Linked DNA regions of Homo sapiens: region 2 is linked to region 1. A link is an interaction called in ENCODE POLR2A ChIA-PET data of the cell type or tissue named here. Cell type or tissue: OCI-LY7. All regions are shown on one strand. Links, peaks and the distances in the headings refer to the core of each region. The heading gives the core; the rest is flanking DNA. Region 1 overlaps GPBP1L1 (GC-rich promoter binding protein 1 like 1). Region 2 overlaps MAST2 (microtubule associated serine/threonine kinase 2).

Evidence for each region. ChIA-PET counts read pairs that join two places held together with the same protein. Peaks named below come from ENCODE experiments on the same cell type or tissue, not always from the same donor. Only the 100,000 strongest peaks of a DNase experiment are listed, where the experiment ranks them.
Region 2: POLR2A ChIA-PET joins it to region 1 with 10 read pairs; 6 of 35 experiments call an interaction of 5 or more read pairs at or near these places.

Annotation. Positions count from the first base shown.
Region 1 is chr1:45,646,755-45,655,751 of GRCh38, reverse strand. GPBP1L1 (GC-rich promoter binding protein 1 like 1) reads left to right here. Exons shown (of 13, transcript NM_021639.5): 5 at 433-562; 6 at 923-1,209. It also overlaps the pseudogene RPL7AP16. Among named protein-coding and RNA genes, the nearest start is that of CCDC17, 27 kb to the right of the region's middle. In OCI-LY7, for the core only: no CTCF peak of the experiment used is centred there; no DNase peak of the experiment used is centred there.
Region 2 is chr1:45,815,231-45,824,227 of GRCh38, reverse strand. All of the region lies in intron 1 of MAST2 (microtubule associated serine/threonine kinase 2), which reads right to left. Among named protein-coding and RNA genes, the nearest start is that of MAST2, 16 kb to the right of the region's middle. RefSeq lists a silencer at 1,584-1,784. In OCI-LY7, for the core only: no CTCF peak of the experiment used is centred there; DNase peaks (open chromatin) are centred at 1,314 and 3,847; H3K4me3 peaks cover 814 bases; H3K27ac peaks cover 1,506 bases.

The DNA.
Region 1 (8,997 bases), core at 468-8,467:
CCCAAGGTGATATTTCAACCGTTGCCTTCACCCTTATTCCAGAAATACTAAAACTTTAGAATTATTTTTGAGGCAATCATCTTGATTTTCCTCTCCTACAAGGTAAATATTTTTAAGTGTAAAGTTTTGGAGCTTATATTTATGAATATTTGCAAGGCTTTTTTCCCCTCCGCCTCCTTTCATGCAAACAATTGAAGTGGCTAGCTTTTCTCCTCTCCTGGAATAAAGGAAGTGAATTAGCAATTGAATATATAACCTAGGACTTCTCTAAATTAGGCACCTGTGGGTACCCTTAGGGTCCATATGCTTACAATATGAGTTTCTATCACCATTATTACTTGTTTTTTGAAGGCCTGATGCAAAGCCTATTAAGATATTGAAAAGGACTAATAGCTATTTATCCATTTGCCTCTCCATACTTCATCATCTTAGTCACCTACTGCCACCTTCGAAAAACACGGAGAGCACCTACCCAGAGGAGAAGGTAGATTTGGAGTAAGCCGCCGTCGACATAATTCCTCTGATGGTTTTTTTAACAATGGTCCCCTACGAACTGCAGGAGGTGAGCCATGTCCAACTTTCATGACTATATTTAAGCTACTCATTTAGGACAAGCCCAGGCTGTGGGTACATGTCTGTAATCTTGAAATAGGATCTTTTCTGAACATAGTTTTCATTTAGATTCTCTAGTAGTCATTACGCAACTACATTGGCTTTCTAGGTCTAACTATGATTATGATTCTCATGAATCATCTGTTCAGTTGAACTGATTTCAGAAATTACCTCACAAAGAAAAGATACATTTTTTTATTTTTTTTGTGTGGACTTTTTATTAACGAGGTCTCCTGAAGGCCTTTGGCCAATACCGTAAACCAAATCAGGAAGCAAACAATCTAATTAGTCCTTTTCTTTACTATTCTAGATTCTTGGCACCAGCCCTCCCTGTTCCGCCATGATTCTGTGGACTCTGGTGTCTCTAAGGGAGCATATGCTGGAATCACAGGGAACCCATCTGGTTGGCATAGCTCTTCCCGAGGTCATGATGGCATGAGCCAACGTAGTGGAGGTGGCACAGGGAACCATCGCCATTGGAATGGCAGCTTCCACTCCCGGAAAGGGTGTGCTTTTCAGGAAAAGCCACCTATGGAGATTAGGGAAGAAAAGAAAGAAGACAAGGTGGAAAAGTTGCAGTTTGAAGAGGAGGACTTTGTAAGTATGAATCTTTAGATGTGTGGTTAGAAGCCAACAAATAATGTCTGAAATATGAGACCCTGTTAGTAATGAGAACATTTCAGAAATTACAGAAAAAGGAATTTGTAAGTTGAGGTTTTTATTGTTTTAGAGGAAAGAAGTTAAGTTGATAATATTTGAAAATGGTGACCAAAACTCCTATGTAACTTGTAGCAAATTTTTCATCTTTGTGTCTTTGGAATTTAGAAAAATATTTAATTTCTCTTAAGTCTTATAAAGTTTACTCAAATATAATTATGTTAAAATGTACTCTTGCATGTTAAATTGTCTTTTTTCCAACTATGATAAAACATTTTTTCTCTTGATTTTGTTCTCTATCACATAAAATTACTGTGACATGAACATGTAATTGGGAGTATTTCAGCTGTTGCCTATGCGTTCAGTAACACTTGATGTTATTGTGTGTTAAATTACATGCCTTTTGGCCTCTTAAATCAAAGGTAGCATTTTCAGAGTATCTTTAAAATGTTTTAAATATATTTTATTTAAGAAAAGATTATCAGGCTGGGCTCGGTGGCTCATGCTTGTAATCTGAGCACTTTGGGAAGCCGAGGCGGGTGGATCACCTGAGGGCAGGAGTTCAAGATCAGCCTGACCAACATGGTGAAACCCCATATCTACTAAAAACACAAAAATTAGCTGGGCTTGGTGGCAAGTGCCTATAATTCCAGCTACTCAGGAGGCTGAGGCAGGAGAATCACGTGAACCCAGGTGGCAGAGGTTGCAGTGGGCTGAGATTGCGCCATTACACTCCAGTCTGGGCAATAGAGTGAGACTCTGTCTCAAAAAAAAAAAAAAGAAAAAAAAGATTATCATTTTAACAAATCAGTATCTTTAAGTTGGCCAGGCATAGTGGCTCATGCCTGTAATCCCAGCACTTTCAGAGACCAAGGCAGGAGGATTGCTTGATGCCAGGAGTTTGAGACCAGCCTGGGCAGCACAGCAAGATCCTTGTCTCTATAAAAAATTTTTGAAAAATTAGCTGGGCATGATGGCACATGTCTGCGGTCCCAGCCACTAGGGAGACTGAGGCAGGAGGATTACTTGAGCCCAGGAGTTTGAGGCTGCAGTGAGCTATGATTGCCCCACTGCATTCATGCCACCACGCCCAGCTAATTTTTTTGTTTCTTATACAGACTAGCTATCACTATGTTGCCCAGGCCAGTCTCAAATGCCTGACCTCAAGTGATCTTCCCACCTCGGCCTCCCAAAGTGCTAGGATTACAGACAGCCACCACACCCAGCCTCTAGCTGTTTTTAAGTAGCACATCGATCAGTCGCTTCTGTTATAGCCATTTCATCAGTTAGTAGAGTCACCTAAAGAGGAGTGAAATTTAGGCATTAGCTCCTCTACCCTCAAGTCTAGGAAGTGACCTGGGGTCCTTGCTGTAAATTATATATTAATGTGAATTCCTATTCCCAGGTGAGTGTTCTTCAAAACTTTATCCTCAGGAAGGTCTATACTGCCCTTACATATTGAATATTTGTCCAGAATGTTCTAGATAACAAATAGTCCAGAAATTACTACAATTTCAAATGTAATCTTTATTATTTATACAGCAAACTTGTATTACAAGCAAATCCAAGAAAGACCAGTGGGAATGATTTGAAAACAATGTATGTTGCTCATTACACTTAAGGAACTTGATGAAATTCATATCAAACTAGCAATGAAAGCATTAGCAACAGAGCTGGTGGACATGGGTGGCGTGCACCTATAGCCCCAGCTACTTGGGAGGCGGAGGTGGAAGCAAGACTCTATCTCTTAAAAAAAAAAAAATGCAGCAATCACAGTATATTCTTATTAAAAAACAACTTTCCTTTAATACTTTTATTCTATGATTAAATAAACCCATAATGATTTTAACATAATTTGTATCTGAAATGAAATATTTAGAGTATATCTAATATTATAACCATAGCCAACTGTGCATATAGAAGACTAATTTATTTGAATCCCCAATAGTTTTGATTTCTTACGTACTTCATTAAGAAAAAGAGAAGATTGTAGCAAACAAGAAATAGTGTGGAGTAAAGTAGAAGTAATTGTACCTTTTAAACTGGGTAGTATGCTACTGATTAGCATAGTTTGATTAGAAACTTCATTATCAGTCCTGTGACATTCCCAGTGGGAATGATACAAACATTCTATTTTATCAATTTGTGCATTTTTTTACCTTCATATGAATAATTCATACTGTAATTCTCTTATTTATGTAAAATTGTTTGAAGTTTACATGTGTTGAATCATGAGGCTCTAGCTTAGTGGTTCTCAACTAGGGGCAAGTTTGCCCGCTGGGGGATATTTGGCATTATATGGAGACATCTTTGTTGTCACAACTGGGGTTAGTGTTAATATCACCTAACATGTAGAGATCAGGGATGTTGCTAAACACTTAAAACGCACTGGACAGCCTCATAACAGAATTAACCAGGCTAAAATGTTAGTAGTGTCATGGCTGACAAACCTTGCTCTAGATCTTTTTTACTACTCTATAGCAAATATTATATTGTGTGAATACACTTGATTTATTTATCCATTTTTCTGTTAATGGAAATTCAGTTTGTAAAAGACCTTGTTTTGGAGACTAAACTTAAAGGATTGGAACTGAGGTATTGTTAATTAGAGAAGGAAGAGTCAAAAATAAGATTTCTTCTCCTCCCGCCACCCAAGATGCCGAAAGGAAAGAAGGGCAAGGGGAAGAAGTTGGCTCTGGCCCCTGCTGTCGTCAAGAAGCAGAGCCAAGAAAGTGGTGAATCCGCTATTTAAGAAAAGGCCTAAGAATTTTGGCATTGGACAGGACACCCAGCCCAAAAGAGACCTCACCTGCTTTGTGAAATGGCCCTGCTATATCAGGTTGCAGCAGCAGAGAGCCATCCTCTATATGCAGCTGAAAATGCCTCCTGCGATTAACCAGTTCATCCAGGCCTTGCGCTGCCAAACAGCTACTCAGCTACTTAAGCTGGCCCACAAGTACAGATCAGAGGCAAAGCAAGAGAAAGAAGCAGAGGCTATTGGCCCAGGCTGAGAAGAAAGCTGCCAGCAAAGGGGATGTCCCCAGTAAGAGACCACCTGTCTTTCAAGCAGGAGTCAGCACTTCACCACCTTGGTGGAGAACACGAAGACTCAGCTAGTGGTGATTGCATATGACATGGATCCCATCAAGCTGGTTGTCTTCCTACCTGCCCTGTGTCGTAAAATGGGGGTCCCTTACTGCATTATCAAGGGGAAGTCAAGAGTGGGATGTCTACTCCACAGAAAGACCTGCACCACTGGTTGCCTTCACACAGGTTAACTTGGAAGACAAAGGAGGTTTGTCTAAGCTGGTGGAAGCTATCAGGATCAATTACAATGACAGATACGATGAGATCTGCCATCACTGGGGAGGCAATGTCCTGGGTCCCAAGTCTGTGACTCGCATTGCCAAGCTCAAAAAGGCAAAGGCTAAAGAACTTGCCACCAATTGGATTAAATGTACACTGTTGAGCTTTCTTTACATAAAAAGGTAATGCAAATTTTCCTAAAGATTTCTATCCAAAGTGACTTGATGAATAATATGTAATTAACTTGAAGAGAGAAAGCAGAAGGAGCAGAATTGGTTGGAGAAAACAAATTCTTGATGCCAAAGAGATGGGTTAGGTCTAGAGAAGTGCACTTGAAAATAGAGATAATAGTTGAGGTTTGTGGATAAATAAAATCGCTCAAGGAGAGTAATACATTGGAAAGAAGGGAGGTGTAGAGCAGAACCTGTGGATTAGCAGTAAGGGAGACTGAGAAGTGGTTAGCTGAAGAAGGAACAAGTATACCAAGAAAAAGTAGGTAGATAAAAATCACAAATTGAAGATGTTTTGGGACCTGATTGTTTGCAGTAGATTTTCTGTATTATTTTTTTCTATACCATATGTATGTATAATTAGAAAATTATTTTAAAATCGTATTGGTTTCGTGTAATTAACAGTCCTATATTGTTACCTGGGCAAGTTAAATAGTCCTAATTGTCCCTGAGTTGTTAGAGAATGTTTGTGAACCACTCAGCACAGACCTTGACAGATAGGTTTTTGTTTTTTGCTTTTTTGAAGTACATGATATAGACAGGAACACAGATTTTTAAATGGTAGCTGTTACTAAGTGTGGGAGAGAGCTTTGACTCTGGCAGTTTGGGATGGCCTTTCAAAATTGACAAGTGTGGTTGTAAGGGTTAGAGAGTAAGTTGGTGATGAATGATACACTACTCTTTGGAGAATAAAGAGCCAGGTGTGAGGGTAGAGTGTTCTAGGATTAGGAGACTTGGATGTGTTTGAAACCTGAGGAGTAAGAAATTGGTGGAGAGAAGGGACTCTGAGAGGATGCCAGCAGTATTGGCTACAGCTTTTTCATCTTCCCCAATTATCCAGTAAAAGCAGAGCTCCCTTTAATATTGGGAGCAATATTAATATGTTTACTCTTATCACTTGTATTTATCATTGTATTAGAGGTCCTAACAAGTACAATAAGGCAAGAAAAAGAAATGTATACAGTTTAACAAGAGGAAATAAAACTTTGTGTTTGCAGGTGAAATGAAAATCCTAAGGACTCTGTAGAAAAACTATATATGAAATTCCAGAACAGCCAAATAATCTATGATGGGAAAGAAAATCAGAATGGTTTTATGGTTGCCTGTGCACAGTGGGGATTAACTGGGAAAGGGTATGAAGGGAACTTTCTGGTTGATGGAAGTGTTAATAATCTTCAAAGAAGTTAGGGAGGTATTAGCATTTTAAAAACTCATAGAATTGAGTATATTTTATATGTGTACATTTTACTGTATGAAAATTTTAGTATTAAAAAATATTAAAATTACCAGTAGTGAAACAGATTTAAACCTCCTGATATGATGGCACTGAGAAATATGCACCATCACCTCTGTAACATTCCTTCCAGAAATGCATTGCCTGGATCTAATCATAGGAGACCTCAGACAAGCCCAAATTGAGGATTCTACAAAAGAATTGCAAAATAACTGGCCTGTAGTCTTCAAAAATGTTAAGGCCATGAAAAAAAAAAAAGCTCCAGATTAAAGAACTAGAGATATGACAACTAAAAACAACATGTAAACCTAGATTAAATAACTACTGGGTGAGGCAAAACCATTTTGCAAAAATTTTCTTTTGCTAAAACATCAGTGGGACAATTTGAATAAGTGTTGTAGATTAGATAATAGTATGTATAAGTGTTAATAATTACTCTGATTATGTAAAAGATATCCTTTTAAGGAAATACATATTTAAGGGTAAGTGGCATCAAGTCCTGCAACTTGCACATGGTTCAGGAGAAAGAATGGGGAAGCAAATGTGAAATATTAATACAGGTTGAGCATCTGCAGTCTAAAACTTTTTGAGTGTGGATGTCATGCCACAAGTAGAAAATTCCATACCTGATCTCATGCAGCAGGTCGCAGTGAAAACTTTTGTTTCCTGCACAAAATTATTTGAGACAGAGATTCACTCTTGTGTCTCAGGCTGGAGTGCAATGGCGCGATCTTGGCTCACTGCAACCTGCGCCTCGTGGGTTCAAGCCATTCTCCTGCCTCAGCCTCCCAAGTAGCTGGGATTACAGGCATGCGCACCCCTACGCCCAGCTAATTTTTGTATTTTTAGTAGAGGCGGGATTTCGCCATGTTGGTCAGGCTGGTCTCAAACTCCTGACCTCAAGTGATCCGCCTGCCTCAGCCTCCCAAAGTGCTGGGATTACAGGCGTGAGCCACTGTGCTCAGCCCTGAAATTATTTTAAAGTAAAGTTAAAAATAAGACAAAGCAAGTAGAGTTGAGGAACCAACAAAATCTACAGATGCCATCTACGTCAAAGCAAAATGATATTTCCCCACATACCCGTAAAGGGATAGGGACAAACCACCAAAATCTATATAAGAGGCTTGGTTAATACTAGCATTTGTGCAGGGGGAACTGAAGGGAAGCAGCAGAGCACCTGACAGCATAAAGAATGCTAACAGAGCCAACCGTTTTTCTGGAAAGCTCGTAGGGCATATTTGAGAAGAGCAGCAGTTAATCGGGAGTAGTTTTCCGTAATGGAATAACAAGTAAATACAGGGGCTCTGGGATAAGGTATGAAGGATCTGACTGGACCAGTCAAGAGTTCAAACCACACAGTAGTTTGAATAGAGAAAGTTAATATAAGGAATTTAACTATAGCAAGATTGGAGTAATGAAGGATTGACTAGTACAAAGTAAAAAGATCTTTAAAGAAAATAGAAATAGCACGTAGTCACAGTTCAGTGGCTCACGCCTGTGATTGCAGCACTTTGGGAGGTCGAGGCAGGGCGATTGCTTGAGTCCAGGAGTTTGAGACCAGCCTGGGCAACGTGGTGAAACTTTTGTCTCTACAAAAAATTTAAAAATTAGCTGGACGTGGTGGGTACCTGGTAGTCCCAGCTACTCAGGGGGCTGAGGTGGGAGGATTGCTTGAGTCTGGCAGGTCGTAGCTGCAGTGAGCCCAGATGGCACCACTTCATTCCACCCTGGGTAACAGAGTGAGACCCTGTCTCAAAAAAAAAGAAAAAAACATACACACAGACATATATGCATACATACAAGGAGCAGCCACTACCCTTAGGGCTAAGACAGTGTGTCCAAGAATGAGTCCCCCATTTCCCTACCACCACCCCAGGGCTGAGATTCATACCTGGTTAGAAAGGGCTCAGTTGTGGCTCACTGAATGGCAGAGTAATTGCTGATGTGCTTCTCTGGGGAAGCGTGCTGAAAGGCTTTTCATGAGAGGTGTCACTCTGCTACAAAACTACTCAGATGAGGTGCTGAGGGAAGCTGCTGGTCTCTGAGCTCACTTATATGTCAGAACCTGGCTTTGAGGAACTGGGTGCTGTGGGAGCCTGCTGAAAAACACACAGGAACAGGAAGTAAAAATCTCTCCATTGTTCTCCGCTGGCAGAAGTTAACATGCCAGCTGTCAAAGGAAAAGTTTTAAAGTGTCCAGGCACATTTTTGCTCAACAGGCAGAAGGGATGACTTTGTGACTAAGAAGCGGTAACCAGCACAGGGTTCTATCGTTGTTCATGCTAGCTGGCCACTATACCCTTCCAGAACAAAGCCCGTCACTGAGGACAAACTGTTGGAAATATAATCCAGATTGAGCTGCAGAGAGACAAGTTAGTAGAGACGAAAGGAAAGGTTCAGATAAAAGCGGTAGGGAGAAGATAACCAGGACATTAAAGAACGTAAACCCGGGAGGCAGAGGTTGCAGTGAGCCAAGATCGCACCATTGCACTCCGGCCTGGGCAACAAGAGTATGAAACTTGGTCTCAGAAAAAAAAAAAAAAAAATCCTAAGAAGTTGGTTTAAAAAAAAAAATCATCTGGGAAAACTCAAAATAAGGGGCTAGAACTCTTGAAAAGAAGTAATAATAAAAAATTTCAGAAAAATACTGAAGAATAAAGAGAATAAATAATATTTTTCAAGAATTAGACAGCGAAGGAAAATTTTTTAAATGAAGGAGAAATACATAGGTAAAAAATTAAAACTGGGAAAAAAAAGTTTGGCAGAAAAGATCTAATATAGATATATAATAGGATCTTCCCACCCCGCCCCCAGAAAGAAAACCAAAATAAAGGAATAGCTTAAATACTGACAAGTGGCCGGGTACGGTGGCTCACACCTGTAATCCCAGCAGTTTGGGAGGCCGAGGGGGGCAGATCACGAGGTCAGGAGATCGAGACCATCCTGACTAACATGTTG
Region 2 (8,997 bases), core at 514-8,513, 170 kb before region 1:
CCAAAGGAAAAATAGGTGAGAAAGGTCATGGGATGACAGACATTTTGACAGGATATAGTATTCATAATGAGTACACTTCTTAGTTAAGTTTATTTATGTTTATCCTTTTATTCATACCCTTCCTATATCCAATAAAGAAAAGCATATTTTAGTTTAAAAAAAATCATTAAATGGTAGACTTTACCTGGCATATAAAGTCAGAAATATCTCTAACATTCAATTAATGCTAAAATTAATATTAGAGCTTTCTTTATATGCCTATAAGAGGAGCTAAATACAGGTTTTCAAAGTATAAAAGTACTATCAGAAAATACAGGCAATACAAAACATTGACAGAACCTTCCCATTCCACTCCAACACCTCTTTCTCCTCATTCAGTAAGCAGTGTCCAATAATATCATCAACATGTAGACATTTTTAAGCCAACACCCACCTAATCAGGAGTATTATAATAAATAAGAAACTTTCGAAAAAAATCAGCCCGATGAGGTATATCTATTATATGTCAATGAAGGAAGCTGTAACAAATACAGATAAGTAACACATCAAACTGATCTAGACAGTACAGAGACAAGAACCATTAGAGAATAACTGGGCCGGGTACAGTAGCTCACACCTGTAATCCCAGCACTTTAGGAGTCTGAGGCAGGTGGATCATGAGGTCGGGAGTTCAAGACCAGCCTGGTCAAGATGATGAAACCCTGTCTCTACTAAAAATACAAAAATTAGCCAGGCGTGGTGGCAGGCACCTGTAACCCCGGCTTACTCGGGAGGCTGAGACAGAGAATTGCTTGAACCCAGGAGGCAGAGGTTGCAGTGATCCAAGATCATGTCACTGCACTCCAGCCTGAGCAACAGAGCGAGACTCCGTCTCAAAAAAAAAAAAAAAAGAGAATAACTGACCCCATGTCACCTGCCATTTGAAAAACAAGCTTCAAGTAACTGGCACCATAGCAATACTAAAAGCCACAAGGGGCAAAAAAGGAGGAAATTTCCAGTTCTCTAAGATTAAAAAAAAAAAAAAGAAAAAAATTCTATACAGTTATATATTGTGATTAGTGAGTTCAAAAAAATGGGTAAGTACTAATATTGGTTGGTGGTGACTATCCAAAACATGATTTACAAATGCCCAAACATAAAAAGAAGAGTGAAGTTGGTGAAGAAAAATACCTGAAAAGAAGAAAAAGACAATTTCAAAACATGGTGGTAAGTGAATAAAAGGATAAAGGAGGATATTGTGGCACTGAATCAAACAATTGATGTGTCCAGGCACCTAACTGTAGCAGGACTGAGCAGTGAGACGGGGAACAGGAAATAGAACTTAATGCAAAAACAGAAGGTAGCAAGGGAACAGCTTGTATTTGCACTATTTGGCATGTCAAGGATGAAACAGTACCTATGGATCAAGGAGAAACCAGGGAAGGAAGCAGACTTTGGACTAATGCTGGTAATCCATTAAAGAGGGTTGGCCACTCACAAAGGTGACAAGCACAGCAAGAAGCTCTAGGTAGAGAGAACTGAGGAGGCCTTGGAAGACATCAAGCTAAAGTGGATATCCTCTATGAAGACAATGTGGAGAGGGAAAGATCCTATCTCAAAAAAACTTACAACCAGCTGCATGGGAGAACCAGCATTTGGATGCCTGCTACACTGTATGGATGAATAATCCGTCTTAGCCAGAGAAAGAACAATCAAGAAAGAATTTGATCAGTACCAATTAAGAGAAACACATACACTTTTCAATTTCCCTATTCCTTCCCACAAGACACCAAAGTAAAGAAACCAGATAACAGAGGAGAGGAGAAAAGAAAGAGAGGATCACACCCCTTCTTACTGCAAGTCTCTTCGAGTCAAAACCTGGCAAAGGAAAGGAAATATAAATTAAATATGAAATTTGAACTTTTAAGCTAGGATTTTTAACTTTTACTGAAGTACATTACTCATTTTAGAAAAGTACACATACCTAAGCATAGAACTCAATGAATTTTCACAAATTGAACAGACCCACTAAGCAGCATCAAGATTAAAACACTGAAAATAGCCAGGCACGGTGGCTCATGCCTGTAATCCCAGAACTTTGGGAGGCTGAGGTGGGTGGATCATTTGAGGTCAGGAGTTCAAGACCAGCCTGGCCAACATGGCAAAACCCCATCTCTACTAAAAATACAAAAATTAGCTGGGCGTGATGGCACGTGCCTGTAATCCCAGCTACTTGGGAGGCTGAGGCACAGGAATCGCGTGAACCTGGGAGGTGGAGGTTGCAGTGAGCAGAAATCACACCACTGCACTCCAGGCTGGGTGACAGAGCAACACTCTGTCACCAAAAAAAAAAAAAAAAAAAAGGTGAAGGTGAAACAATATATGAATATGGGAATTCTAGAAGAGAAGGGGGCAGTAAGAACATGTGAAGAGGCCGGGCACCATGGCTCACGCCTGTAATCCCAGCACTTTGAGAGGCCAAGGCGGGCAGATCATGAGGTTAGGAGTTTGAGACCAGCCTGGCCAACATGGTGAAACCCCGTCTCTAATAAAAATACAAAAATCAGCTGGCGTGGTGGTGCATGCCTGTAGTTCCAGCTACTCGGGAGGCTGAGGCACAGTTATGACTTGAACCCAAGAGGCAGAGGTTGCAGCGAGCCAAGATCCTGCCCTGCACTTCAGCCTGGGTAACAGAACGAGACTCTGTCTCAAAAAAAAAAAAAAAAAAAAAAAGAAGAAATAACATACCAAAACTTCCCAAATGTGATGACAGATACAAATCTACACATCCAAGAAGCTCCGTGACTTCTAAGCAGGTTAAATTCAAAAAGGTTCATATGGAGACACATGATAACCAAACTGTCAAAGCCAATGGCAAAGAAATAATATTCAAAGCAGCAAGAGAAAAGCAACTTGTCAAATACAGGAGATCCTGAATCAGACGAACAGCTCATATCTCATCAGAACTGTGGAGTCCAGAAGTGAGTAGGATGACATACGGAATTCTATCTTGAGCATAACTGTCCTTCAAAAATGAGGAAAAAATAAAGGCTGGGTGCAGTGGCTCACACCTGTAATCCCAACACTCTGGGAGGCCAAGGTAGGGAGATTGCTTGAGCCCAGGAGTTTGAGATCAGCCTGGGCAACATGGCGAAACTCTGTCTCTGCAAAACACATAAAAGTTAGCTGGGCATGGTGACATGTACCTGTGGTCCCAGCTACTCAGGAGGATGAGGCAAGAAAATTGCTTGAGCCCAGGAGGTCAACACTGCAGTGAGCCAAGATTGCACCACTACACTCCAGCCCGGGAAACAGAGCAAGACTCTGACTCAAAAAAAAAAAAAAAAAAAAAAAAGAGAAAGAAAGAGAAATTGAAATCGAGGCATTTTCAGATTAAGAAAAAAAAAAAAAAAAGCAGACAGAGTCCATCACCACTACATATGTTCTACATCAAATCCTAAAAGGCATCTTCAAGTTGAAATGAAAGGACACTAAACAGAAACTTAAGGCCATCTGAAAAAATGAAGATCCAAAAAATAAAAAATAAAGATCCCCAGCAAAGGTAACCATATGGACAAATATCACAGCCAGTATTATTCTATTTTTGTTTTTCAGCTCCACCTTTTTTCCCTATATGACTTAAAAGACAAAAGCATTAAAAAATTATAAATCTATGATATTTAGCACACAATGAATAAAGATGTAATCTGCCACAAAAACAACTTATCAAGGAAATGGAGCTATACAGGAATAAAGTTTTTGTATACTACAGAAGTTAAACTGGTACCATTTCAAACTAGACTGTTATAAATTTAGTATGTTACATGTAATCCCCATAGCAACCAAAAAAAAATTCTAAAAAACACACACAAAAGGAAGTGAGAAAAGATCCCCTTGATCCAGTTTTGCTTTGGTTGCCTCTGCATGTGGGGTATTTATTGCTCAAGAAATTTTTGCCCAAACCAATGTCCTAGCAAGTTTCCCCAAAGTTTTCTTTTAGTAGTTTCAGAGTTTGCAGTTTAAGATTTAAATCTTTAATACATTTTTGATTTTTGTATATGGGAAGAGATAGGGATCTAGTTTCACTCTTCTGCATGTAGATATCTGCATATAGATTTCCAGTTTTCCGAGAACCATTTATTGTACAGACTGTCCTTTTACCAAAGTATGTTCTTGGCACCTCTGTCAAAAACCAGTTCACTGTAAATGTATGGATTTATTAATGGGTTCTCTATTCCGTTCTATTGGTCTCTGTTTGTTTTTATGTCAGTACCATGTTGTTTTGGTTACCATAGCTTTCTAGTATCATTTCAAGTCAGGTAATGTCATTTCTCCAGTTTTCTTCTTTATGTTGAAGATAGCTTTGGCTATTCTGAGTCCTCTGTGGTTCCACGTAAATTTTAGAATTGTTTTTTCTATTTTTGTGGAGAATGTCATTGGTATTTTGAATATGGATTGTATTGAATCTGTAGATTGCTTTGGGTACTATGGACATTTTAATAGTGATTTTTCCAATCCATGAACATGAAATATCTTTTCATTTTTTTAATGTCCTCTTCAATTTCTTGCATCAGTGTTTAATAGTTTTCATTAGAGAGATCTTTCATCTCTTTGGTTAATCCCTAGGTATTTTATTTGCAGCTACTGTAAATGGGGTTACTTTTTTGATTTTTTCAGATTGTTCACTGTTGGCATACAGAAACACTACTGATCTCTGTGTGTTGACTTTGGATCCTGCAACTTTACTAAATTTATCAGTTCTAATAGTTTTTTGGTGAAGTCTTTAAGCTTTTGCCAAATATAAGATCAAATCATCTGCAAACAAGGATAATTTGACTTCTTTTCCAATTTGGATACCCTTTATTTCTTTTTCTTGTCTAATTACCATAGTTAAGACTTCCAGTACTACTAGGTTGGTACAAACGTAATTGCGGTGGTTTGCATGATTAGAATTTGTCATCTGATATTGGAATACATTCTTTTTTTTTTTTTTTTTGAGACAGACTTTGCTCTTGTTGCCCAGTCTGGAGTGCAATGGCATGATCTCGGCTCACTGCAACCTCTGCCTCCTGGGTTCAAGCGATTCTCCTGCCTCAGCCTCCCAAGTAGCTGGGATTACAGGTGTGTGCCACCATGCCTGGCTAAGTTTGTATTTTTAGTAGAGACAAGGTTTCACCATGTTGGTCAGGCTGGTCTCGAACTCCTGAACTCTGGTGATCCACCCACCTCAGCCTCCCAAAGTGCTGGGATTACAGGCATGAGCCACTATGCCCGGTCTTGGAATACATTCTTAAATAAATGTCATTATATTATACATCATTTTAATGTTCATTTTTTATGTTTTTTGGCTAGAGACTTATTTACTTGCTGTTTATGTTTTAGACTATGGGAATGAAGTTAGATAAAAAGCAAATATGAGCAATTTTTGAATAAGTTCAAAATGGGTCGTAAAGCAAAGGAGACAACTCACAACATCAACAATGCATTTGGAGAGGAACTGCTAACAACTGTACAGTGCAGTGGTGGTTCAAAAAGTTTTGCAAAGGAGGCAAGCCTTGAAGGTGAGGAGTGTAGTGGCCGACCATCGGAAGTTCACAACGACCAATTGTGAGCAATCATCTCTTAGAACTACACAAGAAGTTGCCGAAGAACTCAACATCGACCATCCTACAGTCATTCAGCATTTGAAGCAAATCGAAAAGGTGAAAAAGCTCGTTAAGTGGGTGCCTCATGAGCTGAGTGAAAATCAAATAATCATCATTTTGAAGTGTCATCTTCTCTTATTCTACAGAACAATGAACCACTTCTCGATCACACTGTGACATGCAAGGAAAAGTGGACTTTATATGACAACCTGTGACAACCAGCTCAGTGGCTGGACTGAGAAGAAGCTCCAAAGCACTTCCCAAAGCCAAACTTGCATCAAATAAAGGTCACGGTCACTGTTTGGTGGTCTGCTGTCAGTCTGATCCACTACAGCTTTCTGAACCCCAGTGAAAGCATAACATCTGAGAAGTATGCTCAGCAATCTTAATGAGATGCACCAAAAACTGCAACGCCTGACACCAGCATTGGTCAACAAAAAGGACCCAATTCTCCACAACAACACCCAACTGCACATCACACAACCAAGCTTCAACAAGTGAACGAATTGGGCTATGAAGTTTTCCCTCCCGCCATATTCACCTAACCTCTCACCAACCAACTACCACTTCTTCAAGCATCTCGACAACGTTTTGCAGAGAAAACATTTCCATGACCAGCAGGATGCAGAACATTCTTTCCAAGAGTTCGTCAAATCCCAAAGCATGGATTTTTACACAACAAGAACAAACATTTCTCATTGGCGAAAATGTGTTGATTGTAATGGTTCCTATTTTGATTAATAAAGATGTGTTTGAGCCTAGTTATAATGATTTAAAATTCACAGTCCAAAACCACAATTACTTTTGCAACAACCTAATACCATACTATGTCTGGAAAAGTTGTTGTAGTTATTATTCTTGATCAATTCATCTTTTCATGATATGAGTCGTTTATACACCATAATTATTGTTATTAATATAGTATTCTGTGTTTTTCTGTGTACTTACTATTACCAGTCAGTTTTGTACCTTCAGATGATTTCTTATTGCTCATTAACATCCTTTTCTTTCAGATTGAAGAACTCCCTTTAGCATTTGTGTGGGACAGGTCTGGTGTTGATGAAATTACTCGACTTCTCTGTCTTATGAAGTCGTTATTTCTCCTTCATGTTTGAAGAATATTTTCACCAGATATACTATTCTAGGGTAGAAGTTTTTTCCTTCAGCACTTTAAATATGTCATGCCTCTCTCTCTTGGCCTGTAAGGGGTTTCCACTGAAAAGTCTGGTCCCAGACATATTGAAGCTCCATTGTATGTTATTTGTGTTTTTTCTCTTACTGCTTTTAGGATCCTTCATCTTTTACCTTTAGAAGTTTGATTATTAAATGCCTTGAGATAGTCTTCTTTGGGCTAAATCTGCTTGGCATTCTAGAACCTTATACTTGAATATAGAAATCTTTCTCTAAGTTTGGGAAGTTCTCTGTTGTTATTCATTTCGATAAACTTTCTACCCCTATCTCTCTACCTCCTCTTTAAGGCCAAAACGCTTAGATTTGCCTTTTGGAGGCTATTTTCTAGATCTTGTAGGCATGCTTTTTATTCCTTTTTATCTTTTTCTTCTTTTGTCTCCTCTGGCTGTGTATTTTCAAATAGCCTGTCTTCGAGCTCACTAATTCTTTCTTCTGGGGCCAGGCACTGTGGCTCACGCCTGTAATCCCAACACTTTGGGAAGCCGAGGCAGGTGGATCACGAGGTCAGGAGATCGAGACCATCCTGGTTGACACGGTGAAACCCCGTCTCTACTAAAAAACAAAAAAATTAGCCAGGTGTGGTGGCACACACCTGTAATCCCAGCTACTTGGGAGGCTGAGCCAGGAGAATCGCTTGAACCTGGGAGGCAGAGGTTGCAGGGAGCCATTACGCCACTGCACTACAGCCTGGGCAACAGAGCGAGACTCCATCTCAAAAAATAAATAAATAAATAAATTCTTTCTTCTGCTTAATCAGTTCTGCTATTAAAGGACTCTGATGCATTCCTTAGTATATCAACTGCATTTTTCAACTCCAAAATTTCAGCTTGGTTCTTTTTAATTATTTCCATTTCTTTGCTGAAGTTACCTTAGGGGATTCTGATTTCCTTATCTGTGTTATCCTGTATTTCTCTGAATTTCCTCAAAATGGGTATTTTGAATTCTCTGTCTGAAAGGTCATGTATCTCTATCTCTCCAGGATTGGTCCCTGGTGCCTTACGTAGTTTGTTTGGTGATGTCATGTTTTCCTGAATGGTCTTAACGCTTGTGGGTATTTGTCAGTGTCTGGGCATTGAAGAGTTAAATATACATTGTAGCCTTTGCGATCTGGGCTTGTTTGCATCTGTTATTCTTGGGAAGACTTTCCAGGTATTTGAAGGGACTTGGGTCTCTCTCTCTCTCTCTCTCTCTTTCTCTCTCTCTCTCCCCCCCACCCCCAATACCAAGCTGCCTTTCTTGGGGTTGCCAGAGACTACCTCTGCCACAGGCTGCAGAAAAGCTTTTCCAGATCTCCTATCTGTGCTTGGGAAAAAGGCCTTTACTTGCATTCAAAATTGTTATAACTCAAAACTCTGTGTGTCTACAAGGAAAAAGAGGAGGCTATGGTTCCAGGCTGTCTATAACCAAAATAAATGGATTTCTGTATGGTTCTAAGCTAAGGACTACATTGGGGTTTGAGTCCTGTGGCAGGGACTAGTTAGATGTTGATCAAGCATGATTCACCTTCCTCCTAGGCACAGGCCACATGACATTTCCCAGCCCTCCAGTAGTTAGGCATGGCCCTGAAACTGAGTTCTGGCAATGGAATATGAGTGGAAGTGATTAATCCATTTCTAGGATTGGCCCATCCTCCACTTTCCTCAGCTGAACTTGGAAGCCATGTGTAGAAAATGGAAGCACCTCAATCAAGGGGTCCTTGTGAATCAGTTACAGCAAGTAATGTTCTTTAATATAAAAGACCAAAGACTGAGCTAGTCACAAAGTATCACTTTCTCTTACTGGTTAAAGGTAGAACTTAAATGTTCCTGGGTCATTTAAACAAAAATCACCTTGGTAACACCCCTATGAAATAACTTAAGGACTTTAAAAAAAAACTATTAACAACTATTTCTAAATCCTCTGCTTTTCAAAACATTCCTGAAAGCCTAACAGATAGAAAGTCTGACCAGTCACGGTGGCTCACACCTGTAATCCCAGCACTTAGGGAGGCTGAGGAGGGTGGATCACCTGAGGTCAGGAGTTCAAGACTAGCCTGCCCAACATGGTGAAACCCCATCTCTACTAAAAACATAAAAATTAGCTGGGTGTGATGGCATGTGCCTGTAGTCCTAGCTACTCAGGAGGCTGAGACAGGAGAATCACTTGAACCTGGGAGGCAGAGGTTGCAGTGAACCGAGATCAC